2 separate regions of the Homo sapiens genome follow, and region 1 is linked to region 2. A link is an interaction called in ENCODE POLR2A ChIA-PET data of the cell type or tissue named here. Cell type or tissue: PC-9. All regions are shown on one strand. Links, peaks and the distances in the headings refer to the core of each region. The heading gives the core; the rest is flanking DNA. Region 1 overlaps PTPRG (protein tyrosine phosphatase receptor type G). Region 2 overlaps PTPRG (protein tyrosine phosphatase receptor type G).

Region 1 (9,699 bases), core at 96-5,095, 320 kb before region 2:
CCTCAGATGTTAATTCCTCTTCTCAGGCTTTATGGACAGTGTGGTAATGGAGGGAAATAGGTTACTCATTACTGGGATTCAATTTGGCTCCACTGATGGGAAGCAAACAGTAGTTGGGTGTTTGCTTTTATTTTACACTTGTGTGACACTTGAACACATTGATGTCCTGTCTCTATATGTTCATGGATTCAGAGCTACAGAGCATATGAGAGAGAACCAAACACTGATGCACACCTCGTACCCTCTAATCTTTTCTTTTTTTTTTTTGCAGACTGAAATCAGCATGATATTTTTCTGGCCAAACAACAAAATGTGATTTTAAACTACTCAGTTTAGCTATTTTTGGGGAGTAGCAAAGTGACACAGTTGGCTGCTGAATTCTAGCAACTAAAAAAGAAAAAAATGAAAGCATAGTTCATGGAATATGTAACACTTCCATGTAAGAAAATAGGACAACTGGTCTTATTTTTGGGTCTGTGATACTGTCTTTCTAAGTGAGTGAAGCAGGGTGTTGTATAATGCAGTGGATATACTTTTGAGGAATTCATACTAGTTACAATATACATCTAAGAGGTATTTGAGTTTTCATAGCATTGCTGCCTCATGAATCCTGCAGTGCACTTAAATCAGATCTGTTCATTAATTGGGAATGATTTGGATAAGGGGACACAGCCATAAGCAATTGACCAAGCATAAAAGCATAGTCCAGATTAGTGAGGAAATATTACTGACTTTTTAAGGTTGTCTCGAGAACTTTTTAAGAATTGTCAAAAGGATTTATTTACAAAGCGGTGGTTATTTATAAATGAGTTCTACCTGTTTTTAAAATGACACTTTTCCAGAAGCGTTTCTCTTCAGTAAGTGTGGAGGCTTAGCTCTGTCTGTGGGTAGCTAAGGGTGGTTACCCAACATCTTACGGAAGTGGGGTTGGGTGGCGCTGGGGCTCTGGGAGTTTCAGATATACATATCTCTTATTCAGAATCCACACCAAAACCACAGAGACCTGGGTTGAAATTCTTAGTTCATTACAGCATTTACCTTGGGCAAATGGGCCTCACCCTTTTAATCTATAAAATGGGAATAGTAATTATAATAGCCTACGCTTACCAAGCACATGTGATCTATGCCCCGTGCTTGAGCATTTTATATGCTTTTAATCATCCCTGGAAGTATGAACCATGATTATTTCCACTGTAGGGTTAGGAAACTAAAGTTGAAGAAGGTAGGTCCAAGGTCACCGGGGTAGCAAGGCGCGGGGAGCGGTGGGGGGCGGTGACTGTAATATGTTTCTCTAATCATTGCTCAGGATTTTTTTTAAATTTTATTTCAGACCATTTGCTTTTTGAAGAGAGTATGGAAACTATTTTTCCTAATTGCACAGGAGGGCCAATTGAAAGATCTAGCTTTTTATGTATTTCACCCTGTTACTTTTCCCATATAAGCAAGTGCCATGAACACTGGGTGGAATAAAGGTGTCTTCCTGTACTTGCTACAATTAAATAAGTAAGTAATGCAATTAGTATAGGATTTTATTTGGTTACGTTGAAGAGATGACCTTTCAGCAAATTACTTTAGCTTCTGAATAAGCTGATAATAACTGTGGATAGAGTCTGAATTTGTTGGTGGTGAGTTTTTTTTTGACACTACTCCTCTTCCAAATTACCTAAATTGATTTGCTTTGTAATTTGAGAACTTTTGTTTGGGGCTTTGAATATGGTTACTTTGTAGTAATGCGGTATTTTTACTGTCCCATGTATATCATCTAAGTGTGGGCAGCAGGCTCTGAATCATAACTTCAGGAAAGGTCTGAGGGTGTTGTGTTTGGCAAGAAATGGCTTGGATTCTGCATTTTTCCTCTGGAGTTTGGAACTAGCCATGGGAGCCAGCCAAACCAGCTGTGGGATCTTGGGCAAGACCCTCAATTTCTTTCGGGTTGTTTGCCTCACCCTTCACTAAATGGCTTCTAAAATTTTTTTCTGGAATTTTAGAGATTGTTGATTCCAGGCTAGGCAGTTTGGAAGGGTTATGGTCTTTTTGCAGTATGCAAGTCAGATGCCCAGGACACACTGTGATTTGTGAGGTGCACTTGTTGACTTTTTCCTGTGAGGGTTTGCTTCCTAAGGCGTTGAGAACCCTTCCATTATCTTGCTAACCTTGCTACGGATTATCCTGAGGGAGTAGCAGACAAGGTGGTGAGTGGAACTTGGTTAATGGAATGCCTATAAGCTATGTTTTTGTTTGTTTGTTTGTTTTTTAAACATGAAACCTTATTTCTTCTGGAGACCAAGTTAAAAAAAATATGGAGATTTGCTCATGTCAACAAAGTTATGTGTATAGCGTTTAAAACTATCTAATGTGATTTATGATTGGAGTGGTGGGGGCAGACGTCTTTGTCTAAAATGAGAAACGAAGCTCGTTCTGGATCTTGTGTCTGGAAAGGAGAAATGGAGAAAGGACAGGCATTTATTTGGGTTATCTGGAATTCTACAGATGTTCTTTTGGCCATACTGCATTTAAAAGAAAAAATAAATTAAAAATTAAGAATGCATTAAAAATCAGTCATTTTGCATTCATGCCATCAACAAGTTTCTGGGTGCCTAGAGCATGCCAGGTGCTGTTCTAGGCACTGGGGGAGACAATGGTGACCAAAACAGATGGAAGCCCCGGCCCTCATGACAGCTTCCCGTGAAAGTGGGGTTACTCTTGAAAAATAGGAAGGTCTAGCAGCCTAGGGCCTATGTTAGTGCTTGGCAACAACATTAACCTGAAATTAAATAGTGCTACCCCTTGGGATGGGGCACACACCTGTCCCGTAGTGGTTATTTACAATACTCAGCTGGTCCCTGGAGGTGTTTGTCACCCAAGCATAGGTGATTTTCCTGAGGGACAGATTTTTTCTTTGGGCTTGTTTGGGGTTTTGTATTGCCTGGATTGGTCATGTATAACCATGTGCGTGGGCACATGCGCTAGTGCACACAGGTGCATTGCTGGCTGATGACATGACTTCTTTCCTGTCAATCTTGCTTATGAAGCTGAAGCTCACCTCTCCTGGCTGTGTCGTTTTCTGGCTCTACAAATGGCCTGCTCCTTGGATATTTCACAGTCATGTGTTGACTTCCCTGGTTGATTTGAATTTCTGTTAGCTTGTTCAGTTAAGACAAAAGTGTGTTTTGAAAAATCGCTCATTTAAGAGCTGGTTCTCTTGATCAGTTTCTTGTTATCAGATGGCCCAAGAAGGGGTATGATGTCGGGGGACAAGGGGGGGAAAGCCAGTGACTATTAATAGAGTAGGATCTGAGTACATTAATATTGGAGATGCCATATTAGTGGGTCCCTTGCTACTTAGTTTTTTTTACACAATATTGCTGCCCTCCTAATTTTTGCACATGGATTTCCAATAAATGATAGAAATAGTGCACATTTTAATTTTTACAACAACAACATGCGAAAGCCTGAACTTTGTACAATAGAGTGGCTAGCTTTTGACTATTACAGATGGAAGATTTGAGGGGATGATTCCTTCACCCTTGTTTTAGTACATGTTCATTAAGTGGTCACCGTGATACGCAATACATTTACATGAATTCCCCACATGTGATTCAGAGCCAAATTAGGCTATGTTCTTTGAGGGCAGGACCACATTCCTCCTTGTGCTGTGTCTTTGGTGTGTCAGTAGTGGTAGTCATGTATGAGGGCTGACAGAATGAGTAGATAATGCTCTTCAAATGATTATAGGATGTTTTAGAAGACATTGATGTCACTGTATGTAGTTTCAAGATATCTCATGTTTGTATATTGTGTCTTAAGAGATACACTATCCAAGGTTAATATCTTCCTTAAGAGAATTCTGAGTATATATATTGTCATGGTGGTTGAAGTTTATCTTTAAAAAGAGAAGCTAAATTCGTACCTTCTGTTGGCTGCTAAGGTATCTGTTGCTGAGAACGGGATTCCATTCTAATTAGAGGACAAATGTCTATAGGACAGCAGGGTTATGTTTTGATGGTTGCAATGGTAGTAAACCTTTTTTTTTTTTCCTCTCTTGTGGAATAATTTAAGCTAAATTCTGTGAATCTGGTGGTCATTGTATCAAAAGTGGCCTTGGCTCTTAGGTGATTCAGGAGAAGGTAGCCCTCTTATTAGTGCTTTGTTCCAGAAACAGTGAATGAGGTATGCAGAGAGCAGCAGAGCTTGCCTCAGCTGACAGTAGAGCGCAAAAATGAATGCCATTGCCCAGTAATGGCTTTGTGCAGGTTGGACTAGGAGAAGGGCTTGCCTGAGCTGATCATTTTTGCTTGGTTGACAAGTACTAGTTGGTCACCAGATCTACTGCCCTTGATGAGACAGATGTTGGCTGGTGCATCATGGTGATTCTAATGTGCACAGGCAGAAGCTAAGTTTTCTAGAACACATTGCTAGTCAATGCCTGCCCTGTTTTATCCCTCTTCCCACCAGTTGTTTTCTCTTCTAAAACTAGTCATTTTCTCTTATTTACATGTGTGTAAAGGTTACGAGTGGAGGGTGCAGAAAATCTCTTGACAGTTTTAGGCACTAGCTTCTCATTTTCCCAGTCAGTCAATTTGGGCAGAAGCTGCTGAAATTATTTCATGTGATAGAGGTTTGCATGCTAGAGGTCTTAGTCCATTTTATGTTGCTGTAACATTATCTGAGACTGGGTAGTTTATAAAGAAAAGAGGTTTATTTAGCTTACAGTTTTACAGGCTGGGAAGTTCGAGGGCACGGCCCTGGTGTCTGGTGAGGGCTTTTGTGCTGCATCATAACATGGTGGAGAAGGTGGAAGGGGAAGTGGACATGTGCAAAGAGAGGCAAAACCCAAGTGATGCCCTGGCTTCGTAACAACCCCGCTCAAGGGAACTAATCCATTCCCACGAGAAGTGACTCGGGCTTGCCAGAATGAGAACTCAGTCACTGCCTCGAGAATGGCACCAAGCCATTCGTGAGGGACCCACCCTCATGACTCAGACAACTTCCACTAGGCTCCACTTCCCAGCACCACCATGTTGAGGATCAAATTTCAACAAGATTTGGTGAGGACAGACCGAAACCATAGCAGCGCATAACTTTAGCGTTAGAGTTCTTTCTGAACATATTTTAGGATGTGGTTTTTAGAAGAACACGTCAGTTGCTAGTGAAGTTTCTTAACTGAAATGAGGGAGTTGCTGGTTCTTGAAATTTCTGCTGCTCCTTATGATGCGAAGTGGAGGTAAAATTGATTTCTGGGGAGTCTAGGGGAAATGTAAGCACTCTGACCACATAAACAAAGGATTTTGTGAAAATAAATCTTATATGCCTTGGAACCTTTAAATGGGGTTGAGGGAATGAGACTTGAAGACAAGTGGATTCTGATGAAAGAGGCCAGTGGCAAATGTGTATTTAAAAAAAAATGCATTTTTTTGCAGGTACCAGAGTGAATCCTAGCTTTGTCCTTTGCTAACTTTGGCCAGTTACTTAACTTTATTGGTTTTCTTACCTTTAAAATGGGGATAATGAGAATTTCAACCTTCTTGAGTCCTTGTGAATATTAAATGAGATGTGTGTGCAAAGCACCAGAAAAGCATTAGGCACACAGAACTTTTTTTTTTTTTTTTTTTTTGAGATGGAGTCTCGCTTTGTCACCCAGACTGTTCAGTGGCGCACTTTCGGCTCGCTGAAACCTCTGCCTCCCGGGTTCAAGCAGTTCTCCCTGCCTCAGCCTCCTGAGTAGCTGGAATTACAGGCGCATGCCACCACGCCCGGCTAATTTTTATATTTTACATAGAGATGAGGTTTCACCATGTTGGCACCATGTTGGCCAGGCTGGTCTCGAACTCCTGAACTCAGGTGATGTGCCTTCATCGGCCTTCCAAAGTGCTGGAGCTGATATTATAGACATGAGCCACTGTGCCCGGCTGGCACACAAAATTTTATAAATGGTACCTGTTTTTAATAGCCAGTGTTTAAGATTCATGAAACAAAAGTGTGCCTAAACACGCTCTCAACGAATGCTATGCCACTGTTGTGAAGACATGGGAGAGAGCTGGAGCTGTGACAGCAGAGATCCCACAGCGAATAAAGTGGCAGAACCAGAATCTGAACTGGCTTTTGGCTGTTGTCATGCTTTCTTCTGTGCAGAGCAGGAGTGTGATGAATTAAGGCTCACAGGGCTACCAGGAAGAGGTTTTTTGTTTGTTTGTTTGTTTTTTTGACAGAGGTTTAGCAAAGATGGCTTTTAGGATTTAATTTGTCCTATATCTCCCACCTTGAAGAAAAAGGTTCATAGCTACTCTTCATATTCTCATTGCTGAAATTATCAGCACGAGTAGGGTACACATGCCTTGCTGTATATCTTTGTGTTAATATGGGGCCAGTCACACCCCCTAGGTGCATATAAACAGGGACATTCAGTGAAAGTGAACAGCATATGTCTTCTTCCTGTCCCTGTGTGTTATTTTGCAGTTTTTCTACAGAGGAATTGGAGGTTGGCATTTGAGCCAATGGTCCCCATTCCCATAGCTGTGGTAGATGTTGCTAATTGATCACAGAGCTTTTTGCTACTGAAGCCTGAACGAGGTCTTAGAATCATTTTCAATAGTTGGTCTGGGAGAGGACTTTTGTGCCATCTCTGTGCCTATAATAAGGCAGATTAACCAACCTTCGAAAATAGCATGAGAAAGAGAGGTGTATCCAAGTGGCTACTGTATTCTTGGAAATAGGTGTGCTGCTACATGGGCAATTTTTAAGGTTTGCTTGTCCATAAAATTGATTTGAACTTATATTTGACTCACATTTGTTTATTCAGAAAAAAAAATCCAGTCTCTTGATGGTGGTTACATCATATTTTAATTGGTAAGATCCACTAATGGAGGTATAGGGATCTAAATTCACTTGCTTATTTTTCCTTCAAAGCCCAGGGGTTTTGCATCAGATTATGGCGCTTGTAGGAGTGTTTATATTCCGAAGTGACACCTTTCTGAATTCTTAGCTATTTAAGTAAGTGTTAAGAATGGGCTTGGTGACAGCAGTTTTTAAAACTGTGATTGACTTATTGGATCTTTTCCCTCTGTTGTTTATACCTGACAGAGTATCTTATGTTTGTTCTGAATAAGTTGATTGTTACCTTTAGGGTAGCTTGTTTCTCAAAATTTGAGTGGTCCTCTGATCAGTGTTATTTTTGATAAGGAAATTGAAGAGTAGGCATGAAAGGTGAAAGGAATTCATTTGCAAAGCTGACATCAGATAAATTTTAGGTGCTTGGTAACATACCAAGTACTCGGATGACATCAGGTAATCCCGTATTTGTTTCCTGTATATGAGTTTTTCCACCTCAAGATTCCTTTTGATGTTGAGCCTTTGCTTAATGAATGTGAAATGTCTATAGAGCTCTCTGTTCAATATGGTAGCCACCAGCCACCTGTGGCTAGTAAACACTTCAAGTATGGCATGTCTAAATTGAGATGTGCTTCAAGTGTAAAATATACACCAGATTTCAAAGACAAATGAAAAAAGAATGTGAAATATCTCATTAAAACTTTTCATTGACTGCCTATTAAAATGATATTTTAGATATATTAAGTAGAAAATGCCATTGAAATTACTGTCACTTGTTTCCTTTTACTGTTTCATGTGACTACCATAAAATTTTAAATTACACATGTGGCTCGCATTTGTAGCTCGCATTGTATTTTTATCGGACGGCACTGGTCTAGAGAGCTCTTTCCAACCTTTTCTCACCTTCCAGAAGAGCATTTCACAGCTGTAATCCCCTGTGTGACATTGATTACCTGTTTTCTCTTCCCTACCCCTTCAAAATGTAGGGCTAAGAGAAACTCTTGTAATTGATGGAGAAGGTTGTCTCCTAGAAGATACTGCCTCTGGGATATTCCGGGTATGTTAGGATAGCAGGTTAGGGTCATTTAGCTTTGTGTGCCTGTTTACCCATCTGTGAAATGGGTTTAACAGTCCCTGCTCTGTGAGGTTGTTGGAGGAGTAAATGAGGTAAACCATGTAAGGCATTTGGCACAGGCCTTGGCATCTAGGGAGCACTTGAAAATAAAAGCCGTTGTTATTATTTTACCAGCTCATGAGTAGACATTTAGCAGAGTTCCTGGCATTGATTTCTCCCTCTCCTAGTTCCTGTTGGTGCTACATCGTGGGACCTGTGTGGGTTGCAGACTGGTCCCTGCTACCTAGAAAATCCAGGAACAACATCTCGCTTGAGCTCCTGCTCAGCAATTTGAAAGGTAGAAGGGAACTTGGAGATTTTCAGAGATTGCACACGGCCTGCGGAAGCTTCTTGACAGACTGATATAATCCATTGCAGCAATCAGCCCCTGGTGCCTGATGAAAGAGCTTTATAATTTCATGTATTTCATGAATAGCCAAGCTCATTTAGGATCCAAGCTGTGGACTCCAGGGTATTACCAGTGGTCCAGGCTTTAATACAGCTGTGGATTTATTTGACCAGTTGGATTGGGTGGTGGTCTCTGCATCTGAGTAGTGTAGAGACATCCAAAATCCCCTCTTGGGATGTTTGGTTCCTTTCTCCAACAGAATGCTAAAATGGGTGGCTTTTCCAAGTAAGGTGAATATTCTCTACTCTCCAGCCTGCTACTTAATTTGGAAATTAAAATGTGGAGAATGTGAGAGGCAGACAGGACATACCCATCTGAGAAAACAGTTAGGTCTGCCCAGAAGGGCTTCTAGCTTGGATCCCATTGAGTCCATGTGCATCCACAGGCCAAGGAAATGGGCAGTGGTGGCTAATGGCTAGGGAGGGATGCAAAGGCACAGCTGGGAAAACCCCATCCCTGTTTAATTGTTTTTGAGGTTCCCCCGATGGAAATACTTCCTTCCCAGGGAATGTTTGGCAGGGTGGACACATGCCCTTTGTTTGGTGCAGGTGATAAGAATCTGGGTTTCAGTGGTAAGTTCTTTTACGAGGGATAAACAAGGATGTTAAAGTCTTGCAGTTAGTGTGTTGAAGGGGCGCTGGAGGATCCTCAGGCCCCATCTCGAGCCTTGGAAACTCAGGGGAGGGCTTCTGAGAGCAGCCTGTGAGTGTCCACATGGGAGTGGGAACAAAAAGAGTTCCCTGAGGACTAGCTAATACCCTCCAGCAGAGCCAGACTTCAGAGTGACTCTGAAAGAGACTAGTCCTTCAGACCTTTCTGTTCACACGGAACTTTGGCCAAGTTATCTCTTGCTACGTTATCAAGGCAAACCCTTTCTAGGGAGTGCTGTGATCACCTGCATCTGCCTCTAGCGACAGCTCCCTCTCCCCGTGTCCCTTCATGGGGTCTGGGAGTTTTACTCTTGTGTAGTATTTTCCACTGAAAGCCCCAAGGGAAGAACATCTCCTTCACCAGGGGTGAGGGAGGGCATCCTGAAATTCTGCTGCTATTCCGACACGTGTTTTTTACAATGTGGCTAACACAAACCATTTTTTGAGCACCTACTGTGAGCATGAGCTGGTAAAATAAAATAACTTCATCTTAGGGGCTGGACACACTTTATCTGTAATTCATCCTTGCATTTTCCAGGTGTAAAAGTTGAGGTTTTGCTAAGTTAAGAAATTTGCCCTGTATCACGTAACTTGGAAAGCGGCGAAAGCCAGGCTTCTGACTCCAAAGCCAGTGCTCTTCTTTCTAACAGTGTGGTGTTTCTGTTCATACATGGATACCATCTACGCGCAGCTTGTGA
Region 2 (5,000 bases), core at 1-5,000:
CCCCTTCTTTACTAAAAATACAAAATTAGCCGGGTGTGGTGGAACGTTCCTGTAATCCCAGCTACTCAGGAGGCTGAGGCAGGAGAATCGCCTGAACCCGGGAGGGGGAGGTTGCAGTGAGCCGAGATCGTGTCATTGCGCTCCAGCCTGAGCAACAAGAGCAAAACTCTGTCTCAAAAAAAAAAAAAAGTACCTGGGTCCCTTTAATTGATTATTGATATGTATGTGTATTAATGAATGAAATAAAAATTGGGGCTCACTTTGTTCAGTTTTTAATAAGACCATCTTAAGGGGTTAGGCTGGTTAATAACTAAAGAGTAGATACAATACAGCATAAGAATCAAACTCGATTCAAAACCTTCATTCCCAGTTTCTAATGCAGGGATGTAACAGATGTTCTTACATTTAGACTGTTATCTTGATGGGTGGCACGTCATTATCGTCGACTGCTGATGAGGTGCAGATGAATGCTGCTGGGAGCCATGTGTGATAGTGGAGGAAGTTCTAATTGGAGTGCTCTCAGTACAGAAAATTTAAGAATTTATCAATGTTTTAGGAGATAGCATATTTTGGGAAAGTCAGTGTGTCTGCAAGCTGCTGAAAGATGTTCTTGTAGACTTGTTGAAGAATTATGAACTGCAGGATGCCAGTTTTTGAAATCCCAATTCCTTTGGTAATAAGTATAAAAATAGCCACTATAAATTGAGCCCCAGGTACTGTTAAACTAACTTAATTCTCATAAGAACCCCATAAGGTAGTCAATGTCAATATCTCTTTTTAGCATTTTGGGCAAAGTAGATCCAGAGTGATTACCCAGAGTGATTGATTATTGACTGTAGGTGGAAGAGCCCATTATCTACCGTTAGCTTTGGTAGTCTTAACCGCTATGGCGCAGCTGCCTCTGCAGTTTGGATGGCTCATACAAAAATCCACTTGAGGACTGGGTGATACTTTTTTTGGTAAGACAGGTTTTCTTTCATCTAATGAGGTATGTTTTGGAGTCTTTATGTGAAACATTTTCTTCTAAACCATGATTATTAAGGGCAGGAGCTACGTCTGTGTGTTCACCATTTTATCATCAGGCTTTCAGTGGTGTATAATAAATATTTGTTGATTGGACTTGGATTCTTGAGCGGGGGCATCCAGTTGGTATGGTTAGGGAACTTTTAAGAGAAACATTTCGTTTATGCAAACAACTCTTAAAGGATGTATCTTTCAAACATTTCTTTGGTGCTGGTCAGGTCACTTACTACTGGGCTAATAGGAGTGGTGGTTTCCTCCTTGTTAAAGTTGTCTGTTACCTGAGAGTATTTGGGACTGATAGAGAAGCTGGTGGTGGGGGTGTTATTTGCAGAGAAAGCAGCTGGCACTAAGTTTACAGGCTAATTAGAAATGGTCACGCCTCTAATCCCAGCACTGTGAGAGGCTGAGGTGGGCAGATCACTTGAGGTCAGGAGTTCAAGACCAGTCTGGTCAACATGGCAAAACCCCGTCTCTACTAAAAATGCAAAAATCAGCTGGGTGTAGTGGTGCGTGCCTGTAATCCCAGCTACTGGGAGCTGAGGCGAAAGAATTGCTTGAACCTGGAAGGTGGAGGCTGCAGTGAGCCAAGATTGTGCCACTTCACTCCAGCCCGGGCAACAGAGCAAGACTCTGTGTCAAAAAAAAAAAAAAAAAAAAAAAAAAAAAAAAAGGTCAGCTTTTATCTTATCTGGTGCTGGAGGAGTTGGAAACTATTTAAAAGAGTAACCAAATTTAATCTGAAAAAGATGGTTTACTCTGTTGGCAGCTGAGAAATAAAAAGACTGGAGTAAAAATTGGAAAGAGTTCATTAGTAATAACAAAACATTTATTTTTGGGATCCATGCTATGGTTTTTGACAGTCATCTCTTATTTATTTTCATTTTTCTAACAGCTCTTAGGGTGAAGAACAGTCATTAATTCCCCTTTACAGATAATAGAGACTTACTAAAGGTAATCGCCTAACTTAATGTCACCCAGATATTAGATATTAAGTGTCAAAACTGTGATTTCAACTTGGGCTTTATGGCTCCAGCAATGAGGCTCTTAAAACATGGTCACAAAGAAAACCTTCTTCCTTGGGATGAATCAGATTTGAGAAGATCAAGGGAGTAACAGCTACCTTTGCCCTTGGAGATCAGATCCACTTAGTAGCTCTAAGTTATTAATCTTGCTTTTATTTTTTTTTTTAATTGTATGTTAGCGATCCTTTTGTTAAATGCAATGCTAGCATCCCTCTCTGTCAGGAGTTTGAATCTCAGCACCATTGATATTTGGGGCCCCATAAGTCTTTGTTGTAGGAGGGTATCTTGTACATTGTGGAATGGTTAGCAGTATCTCTGGGCCCTCTGCCCCCATAGCTGTGACAACCAGTGTCTCCAGATGGACGTCGTTAAACATCCCCTAGGGGCAGAATGGATCCCTGATGAGAATCACTCCTCAGCAGGAAGAAGACAGCAGTAAATTATAAACAGGTAAGTGTTCTAACAGGGCTTCTGAAACTCATGCGTATGAGTCACTTCATAGCTTGTCACAGTGGTTTTTTCAAGCATTACTCTGACTTAGTTGGTCTGGCTGGGAGCCAAGGGATCTGGAAAGTGATTGATGCAGGGTGTTTCTTGGACCGTACTTTTAGGGGAAGTAGCCACAAAGAGCTGAACCTCACACCCTTTCATGTAAACTTCCTGCTTAGCAACAGAATAGAGTACCTTCATGGTTATTAAAATGCTTTTCTCCTTGTCTTTTTATTTTTTCTTAGATCTGCTGGCCTATCTTGCTAGTGATTAAGTTTACAGTTCAGCTAATCATTTGCTCCAGGTTTCCGAGCTTGTAAAATCGCATGCTGTGCATATAAATGTATAGGATTTTGACCTTAGAAACTGAGGAGCAATTATCCACATGTCTTAAGACAGAGTAGGCCACCTTTTGACTTTGAAAGTATCACCAGGAGGGCATTTTATTTTTGAAAGTCAAGTTTTGTGTTTCGAAATATGTTTGTTGGGCTTCTTGGTAGCAGTTTAAGTTTTATTGTGATTAGGGGCTGAAACAAGTGATAAAAAATGAAGTTTCCTATTTAGTGATGTGATGTCACCTGTTGCTGCAGATGAGAGTTGGTTCTCTTTAAAAATTTGAAAGTGATACCATTTATATTTCAGGATTCTCACCATGTAATTTCTCTCTTCTGGCTATCAACCTGCACTTTTTAAATTTAAATTTTTATTCAGATTGTAGGTTCACATACAGTTGTAAAAAATAATACAGAGATATCACTTATATACTTTGCCTAGTTTCCCCAAAGGTAGCATTCTGGTAAAACTATGGTATATCACAGGATATTGATATGGATATAGTCCACTGATCTTCTTCAGATTTCCTGATTTTAATTTATACTTATTATGTGCATTATGTAGGTGTGTGCATGTGTGTATAAATTCTATATAATTTTGTCATTTGCGTAGGTTCATGTATCCACTATCCCAGTCAAGATACTGAACAGTTCCAATACCATAAGGATCCCTCATGTTTCCCTTTTATAACCACGCCTACCTCCTCCCTCCTCCCATCTCTAACTCCTAGAAACCTCTAATCTGTCTTCATTTCTAAAGCTTTTGTCACTTCAAAAATGTTACATAAGTGGAATCATACAATATTTAATCTTTGCAGATTGCTTTTCTTTCACTTGGAATAATTCTCGGGAACTCATCCATTTTGTGTATATCAGTGTTTGTTCTGTTTTATTGTTGAGTAATATGCCAAGGTGTAGATGTGCCACAGTTTAACCTTTCACTTATTGAAGGATATCTGGACTGATTCCAGTTTTTGGCTATTACAGATAAAGCTGCTGGGAACATGTGTGTACAGGTTTTTCTATGAACCTACATTTTCTATTTCTCTGGAATTAATAACCAAGAGTCCAATTGCTGGGTTGTGTGGTAGTTACGTATGCAGTTTTATGAGAAATTGGCAAATGGTTTTCCAGAGTGGCTGTACCATTTTGCATTCCTGTAGCAACATATCTCTGCAGCCTTGGCAATTTTTGACATTACAATTTGATATTGATATTGATACTGATTTTTAATTTTTTACTTTAGCCTTTTGGATCACCAATGTAGTGATATCTCATTGTAGTTTGAATCTGCATTTACCTAATGGGTAATGATGTTGAACAACTTTTCCCATGCTTATTTGCTATCTGTATGTCGTCTTTGGTGAACTATTCGTGTCTTCTGCCGATTCTCTTTTCTAATTGTATTTTTTTCCTTCTTACTATTAAATTTTGAGAGGTTTTTTTTTTAATATATTCTGAATACTAGTCCTTTGTTGAATTTGTGGTGTGCAAGTATTTTTCCCAGTCTGTAACTTGTGTGTTTATCCTGTGTTATTTTGTCTTTATGAGCTTTCTTGGCAGAAAAGTTTTTAGTTTTTATTAGGCTCAGTTTATCAAATTTTCCTTTTATAGATCATGCTCTTAGTGTTCAGGTCTAAGAACACTAAGAATGTAGGGCTTAGCCCTACGTTACCAAGATTCTCTCCTATGTTTTTCTGAAAATTTTATAGTTTTACAATTGAAATTTAAATAGATGATCCATTTTGAGTTAATGTTTGTATGAGGTGTGAGGTTTAGGCTGATCTTCTCTTTTTTTTTGCCTAAGGTTTTCCAGTTACTTTGGCACCATCTGTTGAAAAGGGTATTCTTCCATTAATTTTATATCTTCATCAAAAATGAGTTGAGCATATTTGTTTGAGTCTATTTCTGGGTTCTCTCTTCTGTTCCATTGATTGATGTCCCTATCTCTCCACCAATATCACACTGTCGTGATTACTATAGCTGTACAGTAAGTCAATATCAGGTAGAAAGATTCTTCTCTCTCGATTGTTCTGTCAAGATTTTTGTAGCCATTCTAGGGCCTGTGCTATTCTATAGAAGTTTTATAGTCTTGTGGATGTCTGCAAAAACTTTCCTGGGATTTTAATAGGAA

Evidence for each region. ChIA-PET counts read pairs that join two places held together with the same protein. Peaks named below come from ENCODE experiments on the same cell type or tissue, not always from the same donor. Only the 100,000 strongest peaks of a DNase experiment are listed, where the experiment ranks them.
Region 1: POLR2A ChIA-PET joins it to region 2 with 8 read pairs; 6 of 35 experiments call an interaction of 5 or more read pairs at or near these places.

The regions. Positions count from the first base shown.
Region 1 is chr3:61,570,006-61,579,704 of GRCh38, forward strand. The region is part of intron 1 of PTPRG (protein tyrosine phosphatase receptor type G); the gene reads left to right. Among named protein-coding and RNA genes, the nearest start is that of PTPRG, 13 kb to the left of the region's middle. In PC-9, for the core only: no CTCF peak of the experiment used is centred there; no DNase peak of the experiment used is centred there.
Region 2 is chr3:61,892,642-61,897,641 of GRCh38, forward strand. All of the region lies in intron 2 of PTPRG (protein tyrosine phosphatase receptor type G), which reads left to right. Among named protein-coding and RNA genes, the nearest start is that of PTPRG, 330 kb to the left of the region's middle. In PC-9, for the core only: no CTCF peak of the experiment used is centred there; a DNase peak (open chromatin) is centred at 2,540; H3K27ac peaks cover 987 bases.